Linked DNA regions of Mus musculus: region 1 is linked to region 2. The links are chromatin loops, found by intact Hi-C in ENCODE. Cell type or tissue: left cerebral cortex. All regions are shown on one strand. Links, peaks and the distances in the headings refer to the core of each region. The heading gives the core; the rest is flanking DNA.

Region 1 (8,340 bases), core at 104-8,103, 76 kb before region 2:
GGGTGAAAGATCTCATCTGGAAGAGTAGGTACATAGAAGGGATTAGAAAATGTGTCCAACGTTACTGAAACAGGAGGTGGATCAGGTGTCATTCCAACCACCTTGTATCTTAATTCCACCCAGATTTCTAGTTAAATCCGTGAGATTCACAATCTAGTTGTAAAATGTAAATAACAACCCGATGCTCTTGGAATATGAAGAAAGAAAGAAACAAAAGACAAGAAAGTATTTTATAACTTACAATGTACCTAACCAGTAAGAACAGGTAATGTTTTCGAGTGCAGAACAGCATCAGCTCATTTCGTCCCATAAGGTAAGACGGTTATTGCACTCACTTGTCAGTTCAGGGTGTGCTGTATTTTCTCAGCTTCATAGCTTCCAGGTGATTGATGGAGCCAGGCTATTTACCGACTCGGTTCGTAACCAGAGCCTGCTGTATCTCAGTATCAGTGGAAGATAGTTTTCACCAATCATCAGTTTACGTTGTGGGCTTATGTTCATTTACCAGTCACAGCATAACAGGGTATCACAATCTCCGTGGTTTCACAGATGAATGTATTTTCTCACAGTTCTCAGAGTTCAGAGAGAGATCAAGGTTGGCAAGGCCATCCCTTCTGAAGGCTGTGAGGAAGAGCAGACTCCCTGGGGATCTCTCCTGGTGTCTGGTGGGTCACTGTCAATCTTTAGGGTCCTCGGTTTGTGGAATTGTCATTTCTATTGTTTCCTTCATTGTCACATCTCTCTCTCTCTCTCTCTCTCTCTCTCTCAGTTCCCTTTTAAAACATGATGCCAGTCACTGCTGCAGTTTGACCTCATCTTAGTCACACCAGCATCGAGCCTATTTGCATCATTTTCTAGGATGCCGGGTGTTAGGACTTAAAGGTATGAATTTTAGAAAGATGCATTGTAACTCACAGCGGAGGACATCAGGAGACAACTGTCAAAATAATCTTGCTGCTTTTTTTTTTAAATCAACTTGCAAAATGAGCAAATTCTTAACAGATGGTGCTGATGAAAATACCTCCTTCATCCAGCCCCGAAACAAGTCGGTGGATGCTGAGATGGTCACCTAAATTTTTTTCAACACCGACGTGTTAGTGGGTTTGGTGCCTGGAGAAACTGCTGATGGGGTGAGGTTTGTGTACACACTGAATGCTCAGAGGCATAAATGTGATTGACATGTTTTTAATCCTTTCTCCTTATCACTGTTTGCTCTGGTCAGTACTGTCCCTGAAATAAAGTTTGTTCTTTACATAACGTCTCATTATGTAAAGTCAGAGCAATCTTTTTAAATGAAGTTTTTTCTTCTGCTTTGTGAACAGAGCAGAGACTGGATGGCTGTAGCCTGTGGTCCCAGGTGAGACATGAGTTAACTTAGCATTCAGAGTGGTTGTCTGGGGCCCTAAAGACAGGTGAGCCTGACGTCTTTCTGACCCATTTGTTTCTCTTGGTGCTTCCAGCTTTCTACTCTGAGCAGGGAGCCCATCCAGACCAATACTTTTTGTAAATGATAATCTTTAATTTTTGGGACTTCATACACAGAAAGTTAGACAACCCTAGTTTATGACAAACTACTATCTTCATATTGTGCAAGGGTCCTGTGATGGCTAGTATTAATTGCCAACTTGGCCAGTTCTAGAATCATCTACATGACAAGTCTCTGGGCATGCCTGGGAAGAAGTGACTGGACAGGTTTAATTGAATCTGGGATGCATTTGGCACCATTCCACCAGCTGGGTCCAGAAATGTATAAAAGGAGAAAAGCAACTGAGCACCAGCATTCATGTCCTCTCCTGCTCTAACTGCATGTACAGTGTGACCAGGGGCCCCATGCCACCCTGTCTTCCCTGTCTCATAGACTACACTTCTTCCTTTAAAATGCATTTCTCGGGTATTTTGTTGTAATAATGAAAAAAGTAACAAATATAGACCCTTAGTTTATTTCCTTTTATATTAATTATCTGTTTCCCCCTCAAACAACTACTGTGGCATGTCTGTAGATTGTTGGACTATAGTATGCTTACTCATATATTTAATTTACAAAGACTTTGTTTGCTTATGATCCCTTCAAAATTTTTTTCAGAGGCCATTTGTTGGAGGATTAACCTAAAGTGGCTTATTGTCTTCTATCAGATGCAGAAATTCTAGACATTAATTGGGCCCACTTCCCTTTTCAGAAGAGAGTGGACAGACATGATCAATCCAAGGCTATGTTGTCAGTTTGACATACAATCAATGCGAAATTATTGAGATTATTTTATGTTTCTCTTCTCCTCCAAAGTCTTTAAAACCTAGTGTGTTATTTTATATTTGGAACAGATATTTGCTAGGATGTACTCAGCTCAGCTGGCTGTGATCCACACATGCAGTAAGTAGCTTCTAACTGGGTTGCATCCACAGAGCAATGAGGTAAAAGGAGGCCCTAGGTAGACCCACTAGGGTGTGAGATATTCAAATGCTACACCATTTCAGTCAAGCTATGTCAATAACCCTTTTGTCAGAAACAAAGCATCCATCCCTTTGGTATCCCTGGCCTTCAGAAGGATTTCCTTCTGAGAGGAGAGCTGTTGAGGCTGACAGGAGTGAGCCTTCATTTCAGAGTTACTGGTCTTACTTCTCTCAACTTAAAGTTTACTCTCTCTCTCTCTCTCTCTCTCTCTCTCTCTCTCTCTCTCTCTCTCTCTCTGTGTGTGTGTGTGTGTGTGTGTGAGAGAGAGAGAGAGAGAGAGAGAGAGAGAGAATAATTCTCAGGGTCTGCTTTTCTATTTCTACTGTGCATTCTGCAAGTGACTTTATCCACTGAACATCTTGCCAGCCACAAATGATGAATCGTTAAGCCCTGAATGTGCATGGAACTTCAGGTTATGGGCCATCACCAAAGGCAAGTCAGCGAGCTTGAGGCAGGTGATCACTCCAAACCCACAGTCAATGCACCATCCTGCCTGCCCATTTTTATGTCCCCAAATCATGAGATGGCCGTATGTACATGCCTAGCCTTAAACCCCAATAAACAATAATTCCTGTTCAATATTTTATTTTGGGATACATTATTTATTTCTTGGAACAAAGGATTCGATAAACAAGATCCCTGGGCAGTATTAGTCATCTGAGAAATGTCAGTAGAACACCTCCAGTGTGCTCAGCATAGTGCCAAGCACGGGGATGATACATCAGTGAGCAGAACACACTGTGTAAGCTGAGCCCCGATAATCAGCAGAGAGCCCCGGGAAGCAGGCCATAACAGTATCTTCAGGCTTGCTTCCCCAGAATTGTAAACAAGGTTTTGTATCAGGCAAGGATCTGGGAGAGAGAGGCAGCAGGATTCTCTCACGGCACTATCCCAGAGTTCTAAATGGGGAACGCAGTGCGGTATGAAGCTGTGGCTGGAAGCTACACAGGTGGATCCTCTTCAGAGTGTCATTATGAAGTCACTTAAACTACTTTTTATTTTAAAATGGGAAGGAAGGGATGGGGTAGTTGGTTCAGTTGGTAAAGTGGCTGTCATGCAAATAGGAGGACCTGTGTTTGAACCCCAGGACCTACAAAATTGTGAGATATTGTGGTACTCATCTGTAACTTCTATAATCCCAGGACTGGGGGAGCAGAGACAAGTGGATCCCTGGAGTTCATTGTCTTTCCAGCCTAGTCAAACCAGAGACTCTGTCTCAGTAAGTAAGGTGGAGAGTGGTGGAGAAAGATACCTATCTCTGGTGTAGGAACACACAGAAGGTAGGGTGCTGGGGATGGGAGGAGGGGCAGGGAGGGAAAGGGATGGAGACGTAGGGAGAGGAAGGGAGTAAGGGGAAAGAGAAGAAAAGAATCAACTTTATCATAAAGATAAACACAGAGATATTATGAAGATACATAACATTTTACAATAAAATGGAATGCCAAAGAAAATTCTCAGTTGTGGCAAATGAACTGGGCCAAATGCCAAGGCTATTTTGAGCCATGTTATGTTTTAAAATGATCTCTTGATGGGAAATCCTGGAGGGGAGTATGTGAAAGTATTGAAGTTTTACTCTTTCTCCAATATATAAAATTGCTTTATATTCTGATGTCACACAAGCTGTTTCTTATTTCCTCTGAGAGCTGAGCTGCATATATGCCAGATTTAGAGAAGGGTATTATATAGCTGATAGCATAGGTCTAAGATGAGACTCTGCAAACTTCAAATCTGTCTGAATATATGTATATAACATAGGGTCTTGCTACATAGCCTAAAATGACCTTGAACTCACTACTCTGCCTCCCGAGTGCTGAGATTATAGGCGTGTGTCACCATGTATGTTCTGCCTGCATTTATAATTCAAGGCTGTAGAATTTTATTCAGTCCCATTCATTGTTTTTTTTCCCCAACATAAAAAGACATTACTTAAAACCTTTGAGAAAAATGAGGAACTATGTTCAATCAAGACAAGGCCATCTGCAAGAAACAGGACACCTACGTGCTTCCGTATTTGGTAATGCCTACCGTTGTAGACCTCTGCTCCCAGAAAGCCAGACTCTCATCAGCCTTGTGGAGAAACGCACTCCCGTGCTTGAATTAAAGTTCAAATGTTGGCAAGCAAATATTGAATTCAGTACAATGATCTACTTTTCTTTCTTTTCTCTTTCTTTCTTTCTTTCTTTCTTTCTTTCTTTCTTTCTTTCTTTCTTTCTTTCTTTCTTTCTTTCTTTCTTTCTTTCTTTCTTTCTTTCTTCCTCTCTCTCTCTCTCTCTCTCTCTCTCTCTCTCTCTCTCTTTCTCTCCTTTTTGTTTTTTCTTTTTTTAGAGTTTGTTCAATTAGAGGTTGAGTCAGCCTTGGATCTAGATGGAATGTCTACCAACCTGAACAGATGAGCAACTGCAGTGACTCATCTTTGTATTATAAATGGCAAAGGTCTCACTACATATTATTGTATTTGGTCCACCACAAAATCCTGTGTGGCAGAGGTTGATTGATCTATATTTTCCTATTTATATTGCTTTATGTTTCCTCACAGTAATGTAAACTACTTTGTTTGGATAGCGTTTCAGATTAATGGCACCTCTACACACCAGAGTTGTAGCTGTGCACATTAATGCTGACATACACACATAAGAAAACAATGTGTGCAGCCTCTGAAGGTTGCCTTGTAATTTCTTTTGTCTTAGGGTTTCTATTGCTGTGAAAAGACACTATGACCAGGGCAACACTTCTTTTTTTAAATTAATTATTTTGTTTATTTACATTCCAAATGTTGATCCCCTCCAGGTACCCCCTCCCAGAATTCTTCACCTTATACCCCTCCCCTTCGCCTCTGAGAGGGTGCCCAGGACATCTCACTTCCCTGGAGCATCAAGTCTCTACAGGATTAAGCACATCATCTCCCACTGGGGCGAGACAAGGCAGATGGTCTTCTGCTACATACGTGCTGGCAACTGTTATATAGGAAACACTTAACTGGGGCTGGCTTACAGCTCAAGGGGTTAGTCCATAATTGTCATGGTGGGAAGCATGGCAGAGGGCAGGCAAATAGGGTACTGCAGAGGGGCTGAGAGTTTTACATTTGGATTCTCAGGCATCAGGAAGAGAGAATGATACATTGGGCCTGGCTTAAACATCTGAAACCTCCAAGCCTACCCTCAACGGCACACTTCCTCAATCAAGGCCACACCCACTCCAACAAGGTCACAACCACTCCAACAAGGTCACACCCACTCTAACAAAGCCACACCCACTCTGACAAGGCTACACCTGCTAATAGTGCTGCTCCCTATGAGCCTATGTGGGCCATTTTTATTCAAACCACCACAGCGATCCACTATGAGTTAGATGTATGTTGTTTCATTTTCACCTCTCATGAGTCCCCCAAATTTACATCTGGAGAATATGCCTTATTTGATTTAAATTTCTTTACATTGTTTGAAACTTTTGTTTCATAGGCTAACTAACTCACGGCCAGTGTGGATGATGTTCTGCATACACCTGAGAAGGCTACATGGTCTGTTGCTATTGGGAGGAGCTATTGGCTTTATGGATGTGCACTCGTCTTGCTGGTTTACATACATGTTAAAACCTACTTCTCTGTTGGTCTTCTGCTGGGTTATAGCTGTTAAATAGTTATTGTGTGCAGTCATCTATTTTACCTTTTGGTTCAGGCAAATTTTGCTCTACATTTTGGATTTCTTTTTAGAAACTTTTGGCACATATTATCTCTTGATAAAAGGTGTGCTAGTGATGTAAATGAATGCTAGTTGGGGTTTGTATTAACTTCTTGGAGCAGGGTTCATCCTGAATTATCAGAATGACAGGACTATGACTTGTTCTACTGAGGTGTTTTAGGGTTCTCTAGAGTCACAGAATGTATGGAAAGTATCTATATATTAAGGGAGTTTATTGTGATGACTTACAGTCTGTAGTCCAATTAACCCAACAATGGTCAGCTGTGAACGGGAAGTCCAAGAATCTAGTAGTTGTTCAGACCTCCCACAAGACTAGTTCTTTAAGTTGATCTTCTGAGAAGTAGGTTCCAACAGATGTGTTGGTAAGTGAATGAAAGCAGTCAAAGAAGAGTGAATCTTCCTTCTTCCAATGTAGGAGGTGTGGCCCAGATTATAAGTGTGTACCACCATACCTGGATCTGGAACTTGCTTTGTTCCAGGTTGACCTTGAACTCAGAGATCTGCTTGCCTCAATCTGCCGGGATTAAAGGTATGTACTAGCTTGCTTGGTCCTAAGCTTCTCATGGCCACTATGCCTTAAGATCTCTGTGTTAAGATCCATGTCAGAAACCTGTGCCTTCAAGATCTGGATCACAGGTGTGCCCTCCATTTCTGGATTGTAGTTCATTCCAGATACAGTTGAGTTGGCAACCAGGAATGGTCATCACATGAGGTGACTCCTACAGTCAGGCTCTTAGTTTTGGGATGAGGATTGGATATTAAAAAAAAAACAAGTGCTGATTAGAAACAGAGATTTCAGCCATATACCTCAAACCCAGGCAGGAGGGAGGTCTGTTGATCACCAATGGCCAGTGACTTAATCATGCCTGTGGACTGAGAATTCCATAAAAACTCTAAAGATGGACTGTATCACAGCGCTAGGACAATGTTGTGCTCAGAGTGCATGGGGAATCTGTGCCACCCTCTCTCTATTTTGTTTGCCTTCTGATCAGGTGGTTTAGAACTCCATCTTTCTGTGATTTTTACCCTGAAAACTGTTGAAACTGGAGAGTGGATATTATAGGAACATGCACATTTATAGCCTGTTTAGAAGGAAATTTGGTTAACTGAGGGATCTTATACTTGCAGTGGCACCTGGGATGAAGGTGTGTCTGAGCTCTTAACCTGTTGAGTTTGAAACTAAGCAGTCAGTATGGAATTGAATTGACTTGTAGGGCACCAAGTTAGTGTGGGGGAGGTTGTGAGGTGGTCTTGAAAGAAAATATCCTTGTGACAGGAACAAAAACTATCAAATGCTTTGTTTCTAGTAATACATTTTTCTTTAAAGTATATTTTGGTTTTGATTTGTTTAATAAACATTTTAAAATTGTTCAATATCAGTAACTATTGGGCAAATGTATATCAAAACTCCGTTAAGAACTCCAGTCAGAATGGTTATCATGGAGGAATCAAATGACAGCAAATGCTGGAGATGTGAGGAAAGAGGAATATTTACAACTCAATGTATGGGATTTTAAACTGGTATAGCCTCTGTGGAAATCAGTGTGCTGACCCCTCAACAATGTAGAGAGAGAACCACCATATGATCTAGCTCTAGCATTCCCAGGCATATATCCAAAGGACTCTATTTCTTGCTATAGAGATACTTTATCCTCCATGTTCACTGCAGACCTAGTCATGATAGCTAGGAAATAACATTAGTCTGGATGTCAATTGACCGATGAATGGATAATGAAAATGTACTACATATGCAAATGGAATGTCATTCATCTATAAAGAAAAATGAAATGATAAATTTTGAGAATAAATTGATAAAACTGAAAAAAAAAGTGTATTAAGTGAGGGTTACCAGGCACTAAAAATAAATGCCACATACTTTCTCTCATATGTGGATTCTAGTTTTGACTTTCTAATTGAGTGTGTTAAGTTTGAAATACCTGTAGAAGCCAGGAAACCAGAAAGAGGGCATTGAAAGAGGTTACCTTAAGGAAGGGAGGATAGTAGGACATAAGTAATGTGAAAGTAGCAATGGGAAATACTAGAGTGAGAAAGTTTAAGCAAGAAGGTGTTGGGGATTATGGGAACAAGAGGGTGGAAGAAACAGTTAACTAAATCAAAAGATTATGAAAAAGCCATATGGAGACTTACAATTCTATATTCCAGTTGAAAATACAATGCTGGTGGTGCTGGTGC
Region 2 (8,340 bases), core at 109-8,108:
AGAACTAAAGGCAGAGACACAAGAACTGAAAGGCAGCAACCTCCGATGCATCGGAACAGAGATTTGCAGTAAAAGGTAAAAGACCGACTGGCAGTTCTTGAAGTCTTTTCAGAGTGATGGCTAGCTGGCTAGAAATGGTCCTTCTCATATATGGGGATGATTTTTCGCATGGGAATCTGTCCAGTGCAGAAAGAGAGAGGTGTGGACTCAGGGTGGAACAGGGAGTCAATGGACCAGGCCTTGCATGGGTTCTGCTTTGGATCAGTTATCTTAGGTGTGAGACAATCTCTAGGTGTGGCCTCTGTGCACCCCAGGGTAGCTATGAATACAGTCCAACATACTTGAGGTTGACAATATTTTGTCAAAAGTTTGGATGCTTCTGAATCATTGTTTCCTACTTTGTCAAGTGAGTAGGTCTGAGTGCATAGATTAAAATGCTCACATTCTTACATTACTATTATACTCAATTGATAGATATTATGAGGTATTACTTTTTAATTAAATTGTAAGTGTGATACTTTGAAATTCTGTTTTGGATCACTTATAAAACATGGATCATAATCCTGTCCCCACTCTCCATCCTTGAATTTTAGTAGCATCCTGTGAGAAAGGCTGGTAGTTTGTACTTGTATTTTTGCTCCTCCTTGTTACAAAGCCCTGGAGAGTCAAAACCAGGAAAATTGGATTTGAGCCCTAGTTTCTACTTGAAATGCCTCTAAACTATTGAGACAAATTATTTAAATTTCAGATTTCTTATTGTAAAATAACATTATACTAGCATGTATTCCACTGACCTGCAGATTCCAATCCAATTAGATAGGTATCAAACTAGATTGATGGTGGCTTTTTACTGGAGGGCAACACAGTATACTATAGGAAGAATGTTAATCATGGCTATGCCTGCGTCTTATTACATCAAACCCAGGTAAATCCTTCAGAATAAATCAGCCTACCGTCCTTATGGAGAACATTGATTATTTAAACAACTCTGCTAAAAATTAAAGAGTCTTGTAATGTATAGAGATGAGGCTCTTGCCTGAGTCTCAGAATTCCAAATCCAGCTAATGAGATGCGCTACGAACCCCATACGCTTCCCGAAGCGCCACAGCTCCACATAGCAATTGAACAGATGGTCTATAGAATCTTCTCTGACTCATTCCTGTGATGTAGAATTCTCCGGGTGGGTGACAGATCCCTTAGATAGTATAAGGAAATCTGGGAGTTTTTTTTTTCCACCAGGAAAGTACCCATCTGTATGAAAACAGATATAAAAACATACTTTTACATGTTGATAGACTTTCTTGTGATCTCCAAGCAACAGGAAACAATTAGAAAAATGAAGGAGTTGGCTGTCCCTGGAGGTCTTTTTGAGAATCCTGTGATTGTTAGCCTCTGGGCAATCACTGGCTCATTTTAACTAATACAGTACACACTGGGACATAGCCACTGTTCTAGCTCAGATTGGGTTTAAGCTTTAACAAAGTGGGGGAAATCTTGATTTTTATTATTTTGAGAGCCTGAAGCTGCCATGTGAAAATCAATCATGCTTTAGGACACCTTGAAGGGATGAGAAGGAGGGAGGAAGGAGGAGGAGGGAGGGGGATAGAGAGGAGAGGGAGGGAAGGAAGGAGGGAGGGAGGGAGGGAGGGAGGGAGGGAGGGAGGGAGCAAGCATAAGTTCTCGGGTTTGTTTTTGTTCTACCTCAATCTCTGCCTGTGAATGAGCTATCTCGGATAGTTCCAACCAATCAAAGACGACAGCCCTTGCAGTCTGTACATAGAGTAGGGCATGCCCAGCTAGAGACCAGGCCCATTGATAAAACTGTGAGAGATAATAAAACTGCCCTTGTGCTAAACTGCTAAGTTAGGGGATGATTTGTGACTGTAGGTATCAGAATCAAATCATTAGTAAAGAACTAGGAATTAATGACTTGTACTTATGGGATAAGGTGAGGCTTGGCTAGGTCATCTAGTGGTGACTGAGGGAAAAGGGGAGAGAGGAGAAAGGAGGACTGGCGAGCTCTTGCCAGGCTCTGGTAGTCACTAGATGTTATGTGTTCTCAGGCATCTGGAAGTGGAGAGAATACTATTTTCTACTTTGGGGTGAGGTACCAAGCATAGTCACAACACACACTCTTTCACACTGAATGATTGGCATGGGAAACACTGGTAACCAGCCACTGCTGCCTAAGCAGAGCTCTGTTCTGCAATTCCAGAGAGGGTGGGCAGAATCTGGACCCTCCCTAAACCCCCTGTTAGTCCCATTTTTAAACTTCCAATGATCAGAAAAAGACATTTTAGCTTTCTGAAAATGAAAAGGCTGAAAATTACACTGTGGAGTAATTCACACTAACTTATAGATTGTGACAATAGGACTCTTTAAGGAATGGTGTGAAGATAGACAGGTCAAAGGTCATCTGGTCTTCTCAGTTTTCAAGTGAACATTTGCCAGGTGCTTTCATAGGGTGATAGAGAACACCACAAATAGACATGAAGGCTGGTCATTTTCACCTGAATGAGGCCAGCAAATGTTCTTAGAGCAGCAGTAAAGGCTCATTAAGAAAACACGTGGTCAAGAGAATAGAATCTCTGGTGTTGATGGACTCCTAATCTTCCAGTTGGGTCAGGTTACTCACATAGTCAAGAGTCAACCCCTAGGAAGGCGGCTCACTTTCAGCCTTGTTAAAGAGATATGTGGAATAGTTTCTCCTTCAATTAGTTACTGTCCTAATCCTTCTCAGAATTCCTGTCCCCCTCAGTGCAATTTGAGGTCAGAAAAAGTTTAATGTCTGGGAGTGCCATAAAACAAGAAGATCTCTTATGAAATTTCTCATACCCTTCTCAGTTCCTGCTTTTAAGAAGTCCCATGGGGTGATGGGAAGATTCTGCCTCTCAGGCATGGTAGGATCTGGTTCTGGGTCTACTACCAAGACCCATCTGTACATTGGGCAAAGTTCCTTCACTTCTTTGGACTTCAGTCAAGATTTCAGCCATTTTTTCTATCAAATTAAGACATTTCACTAGTGTAGCGCTTCCCAAAATCAGTGCACAGCTAGACCATCTGAGAATGGTGGGTTATAAATCATCAAGTCTGGGTCTGGGTCTGGGCGTCTATATATAACAAGCTCTTAGGTCGCATCAATGCTGCAGGTATGTGGCTCACATTTTTGAGTAGCAAAGACCAGCTGATCCCAAGGACACATTTCAAGTCTGTGGCCTGATTCCACTGGGCTTTTGAATCTTGAAATTATGAAATCACCAACCCCACACCACCTATCTTTTTTTCTAAAACCTGGTAGAATATCCAGCGATTGTCTAGCAACTCTCAAGTTTTCTAACAGATCCTCTGAACCCAAGGAGATTCGCGGCTCAGAGTTTTTACCTTCACGGGTCCTAAGATTTGTGTCTGGTGACAGACAACATTTAGATTCTATTCCAGGCAATGAAATGAGACCTTGCAAAGAGAATCTTACCTCAAAAACAATGATGACAAATTTGTCCTTTGACAAAGCAGCTTAGTTGAGCAACACCCAACACTGCTGGTTATTCTCTTAGCAATTTGACTGCAAATGACTTTTGACACCCATTTGCTAACACTAGCCTAATGCAGACATATGGGAGAGCACTGGAGTCTCAAGCTGCTGCCCTTTGAGATGACAGCAATTATGATTACATTTCCAGGAACCCCTTTCTCAGTTCCCATAGCAACTCAGCTCAAATTAGCTTTACCGGACACTGAACAAATTTGGTTTGGAGAGGGAGAGAGTGCTGAGACTGATCACTGGGGAAAATAACTAGTTGTCTGTGGTCTGCCATTTCACGTCGACTTTTATCCTACTCATTGTATATGCAAGTCATGAGTATGTGTGAGGGCCATGACACCACTCCTTAGTTCAGGCCGTTCGCATTTATTTCTGTAAAATTACACATCCTGTATTCTATAGTCAGTTGAAAGCAGGTGTGCAGGGTCCTGATTTTGAGACATTGGTCCAACTTATTTACACTCTTGACAGAGTAGATGTTATATAATGAAGTTTTTCACCAGATGCAGTGAATGGTAACCTTGTGTGTTAGCCTGAAGGTCACTCCCAGTCAGGCGATGGAAGGTGCAGTGGATCAGAGACAGAATGCTAACACAAGATTTCATGTGCTAGAAAGTGGGTCCACCAGCATGGTGGTGGGATCTTTGAAACAGTAAGGCCTAGTGGGAGATGGTTAGACTATTAAAAGCATTAGCACTCATAAGGGATCAATGCTGTGTTGCATTGAATGAGTCGGTTTTGGTAAAACCGAATTGTGTTATGGAAAGATGGGGGCTGGCTCCTCTTTACTCTCTGGTTTCCTGTCCAATCATGCCTCTTTCTGTCCTTTGTATTTGTTGTCATTCTAGCAAACTGTGATGCAGCCAAAAAGGTCATGGCAAAAGGGTGGAGTGGTCCAATCCTAGGTATCTGGTTTCCAAGCCTGTGAGCTAAACAAACCTTTTTTAGTTCTGTAAGTACCCATTTTCAGACATTTTGTTATAGTGACAGGAAATGGGCTAACACATGTGTCAGAATCCCCCAGATTTGTTCCCACTTAACCTGATGGTGAGAAAGCAGCTGCAATGTGTTGGTTTAGGCAGAATACAAATATCTCTCCCTTACCCTGTAACTAATCTACTCTGCGTGTTTTTCCTTTCATTTCTTTACTGTTTAAAGGATCTACTGTTCGAGAAATATCTTCATTATGGGTATAAATTCTCCTACAAAGGAATGATATGATGCATTAAAAATAGCTACAGACTACAAGCCAGAAGAGCTTTAATTAACATTAATTAATATTAATTAATTAATTTTATGTCTGGGGAGCTGTGACATCTTTGTGGAATCACTTCTCTCTAGGTGTTCTAGAAGATGGACGATGGGACCGCGTCTTGGTAGAATGTGTACGAATGGCTGACAATGTCCCTGAATACAGGGAAATCAATACAGAGCTAATACATTTGTGAAGTCCAGGAGTACATATTCTTTGACGTTCTGCTTTTATTTTATTTTATTTTATTTTATTTTATTTTCCAGATAGTGTCTTCCTATGGCCTTGAACTCATGATTCTCCCGCCTCAGCTTCTACTGTGTTGGAATCACAGGCATTCACCCCTATGTCCAGCTTTGTTCACTTTTATAACCAAATAAATTCAGAAAGAGTCCATGTCACCTCTTCTTTAGAGCACTCTCTGTTTTCAGGTGAATAATATTGCCCTTCCTCTAACTTTAATTTTTCTCTGTATTTTCAAGTGATAGCATTTCTATGCAACTCAGTAGAAGGGGGACTAACAGTATCTGGAGACTAGACCAAAATGGCCTGTTGCGTTTAGATGTATGGGAAACAGTCACTCAGTGTGGGCAGGGCAAGGCTTGTTAAACACTGCAGGTGCCCTCCTTGGACTTCACAGATCAGAATATGTGACTCTTTTTGTTTCATTCCCAGTCAAGCATGGGCCTAGGAGAAGCTATTTAATTTTCCATCACCACCACTGCCACAAAACAAAACAAAACAAAACAATAAACAAACAAACAAACAAACCCAAACCAAAAAAAGTCAGATGTGTGGCAACCTCTGGAGACATAATTTTGTTGTTTCCCTATGTTTTGGGTCTATGATTAACATAGACACAGAGCTAGAGAGATTTTTAACATGGAGCTCAGTCAGTTTAAAAACCAAAATGATTGTTTTACAAGTTCAGTCATAGAATAACAGGATTCATATAAACTCTGATATCTGCAGTTCTTCCCATTTTTATGTACATCACTAGGTGTAGCCCAGTGGAAAAACCCCACCCTTCCTTGCTTCTCTGTTCACAGATATGGTAGGGAGGGGCCACTGAGACAGGCATCATTCTTCATTTGGTCTCCATCTCAGCCTTTCAAGGCTCTGCTTTTCACTTTAGCCTCAAGGGAATTTAGGATACTCAAAAAACTAGGTCACAAATTGCTTCCATCTCTTAGAAGCAAGTAGCAAAATGACATTGTTGTTCTCTCTGCTCCTCTTATCCGGAGATAACAGTGAATGTGTGCTACTTCAGAAGAGTAATTATGAATGTGTGAAAATCTACCATGATTCAATGCTGCTGCATATCAGTCAAAAACCCTTTAGTAGACTTGAAGCTTGCTGCAAACCTAGAGCCAGAAACTTCAAGAGATGGAAAGCAAACGGATAATGAAATTTCATCCTAGTCATCCTGTGAGTCAGAGACAAATAGGCTTGCAGCAGGAGGGAGAGAGCCGAGTGCCTACTGGCTTGCCTCAGGCAAAGAAAAAAATGATGCTCTTTAGTAGCTGCGAGCCTAGGAGGGGTTCCTTCAGCTCACTTTCCTTCCCTGAATTCACATCAGTACCATCCCCACGACAGTGAGCTTCCACAGGTGTCCTGCTGGTGCGACAAACTGTGTGCCTGGTAACCATTGATATTTTTGATGCACCTCAGTTTCTTGCCCTACATACAGAGTCTTGATTTAAGAAGGATATCACTGATATATAAAGGGGGAAGAAGGAAGAGAATGGTAGAGTGTCTTACCTGCCTTGTTTCCTCCCACCATCTTTTTTACTCCTTTATAACAAAACTGTATCCTTTGAACTGACTGAGCACAGATAGCGCAGGCATGGCCCCCAGCCATGCTCCCAGTGACAGCCATCTCTAACTACCTCTGGATAACTCTGTTCATGTGACTGAAGGCAGTTTAGGAGGTCAGGTGGTTTGTGCTGCCATGCCTAGTGGTAAGGTCCTCAGCTATCCTAACTCCTATTCCCAGCCAGGGAGCAGAGTGCAGCTCATCTGGCAGAGATGCTGCCACAGTATCTGGCTTTGATAAGTCTAATGGGTAAGTGGAGCACTGATAAAGAGCCGCCTAGCATTTTGGGATATTTTGAGAGTACTCCACGTGAAGGGAAAGGTCAGGAAGACAGATGGCAGGTGACTTAGCCACTTGGACATGGAAGTTTTTAAACAACCTCAACCCAGAGTCCAAGGGATAAGGGAAGAGATTGAGATCAGTTTTTTTTTGCCTTTGTAGGGCACATTTGGGGCCAGTGGTGTCCTTGATACAATAATAGCTGCTCATTTAAGACAGTTTCACAAAGCCATCGGCAAATCCAGCATCCCGTAGGAGTGGTAAGTGATATGCTGCCCTCTTTCATCCTACAGTACCACCAGGGCCATCCACACTGGTGGAAAGAACAAGAGGGTTGGGAGGAGTTTGGAAACAACACTCCACAGGGACAGCACATGGTCCTCAGCCTTTTCTAGAAAGCCACTCTGGTTTGAAATCTCCCAAGTCAATGTACATTAATATCTAATGGAAGGCAATCATGGGAGAGAGCTGAGGAAGTTCCCCGGCTAAATGCAGTCATTATCTAGATACCTCTATGAAACCATCTAAAATGTATGGAGGACTCAATGAACGATAAAGTCCATATCCGTTCTAATACCCAGGTGAGTCTAAATACTCTCATTATCACACAGAATTTAACCCATCAAAAGAAACTAGCACATCTTTGCGATGGATTCTTTTTTTTCTCTCTCTCAAAGGATGGTAAAGTTATATAGAATCTTATGCTGGAAATGGGTATCAGGAAGAAAATGGGGGACAATGTAGAAGAAAGCTAGACTTCAATGACTAAGCTATCTTTCTAGCCTTGGGAATACAAATAGATCTCTGGATCAAAAAGGCAAGAGGAAGTCTTATCACCACCATCATCATCATCATCAACAACAACAACACCACCATCAGTTTTCCAATTGTGTTAGAGACTGCTAGAAGAAGGCACAGGTGTGTTCTGGGTTAGAACACTTCCCTCTGGCCACCAGCATCTTTCCCACAGCTCTTTCCTTACATAATGATTCTTGTTCTCCAGTCTCCAGTCTAAAGTCTACTCTCAAGGTCTTCCTGCACAGATGCAACTGTAAACTAAAGTGTACACAGTAAATGGACACCCCACAGTGAGCGCTTCATTCCTAGTAACTCACTGAAGGGGTAGATCTATATTTGCATGTGGGTGTTTCCCCAGAAGAACCCCTCCTAAACTCCAGCCATCCCCTCCTATTCCCATCTTGCCCTTGGTAAGTAGGTGCCTGTCCAATGTGAAGATGCAATGTCCATCAAGGATTGCAGTGCTTGGCTCAGTGCTCTTAGGAGGGGAATTTTTGAGATTTTTTCCCCCTTTAAATGTGTTTACATCTTTGGCACCTTCCATACTAAAAGGAAAATTGGAGGCTATACATTTCCCAAAAGGCTGGTGATGTTCTTTTTAATCTTGCTAAATGTGTGTTTGAAGGAGACAAATTGCCCTCTCCTGTCTCCCAT

The links. Peaks named below come from ENCODE experiments on the same cell type or tissue, not always from the same donor. Only the 100,000 strongest peaks of a DNase experiment are listed, where the experiment ranks them.
Region 1: a loop joins it to region 2, with 2.8 times the contacts of the local background. A loop is called at or near these places in 4 of 42 quality-filtered maps.

What each region holds. Positions count from the first base shown.
Region 1 is chr1:169,891,492-169,899,831 of GRCm38, reverse strand. No RefSeq gene overlaps it. Among named protein-coding and RNA genes, the nearest start is that of Gm39699, 30 kb to the left of the region's middle. In left cerebral cortex, for the core only: no CTCF peak of the experiment used is centred there; DNase peaks (open chromatin) are centred at 1,007, 2,388, 3,323, 3,977 and 1 more place; H3K27ac peaks cover 4,309 bases.
Region 2 is chr1:169,815,023-169,823,362 of GRCm38, reverse strand. No RefSeq gene overlaps it. Among named protein-coding and RNA genes, the nearest start is that of Gm22114, 20 kb to the right of the region's middle. In left cerebral cortex, for the core only: no CTCF peak of the experiment used is centred there; DNase peaks (open chromatin) are centred at 1,761, 3,653, 4,532, 6,212 and 1 more place; H3K27ac peaks cover 4,175 bases.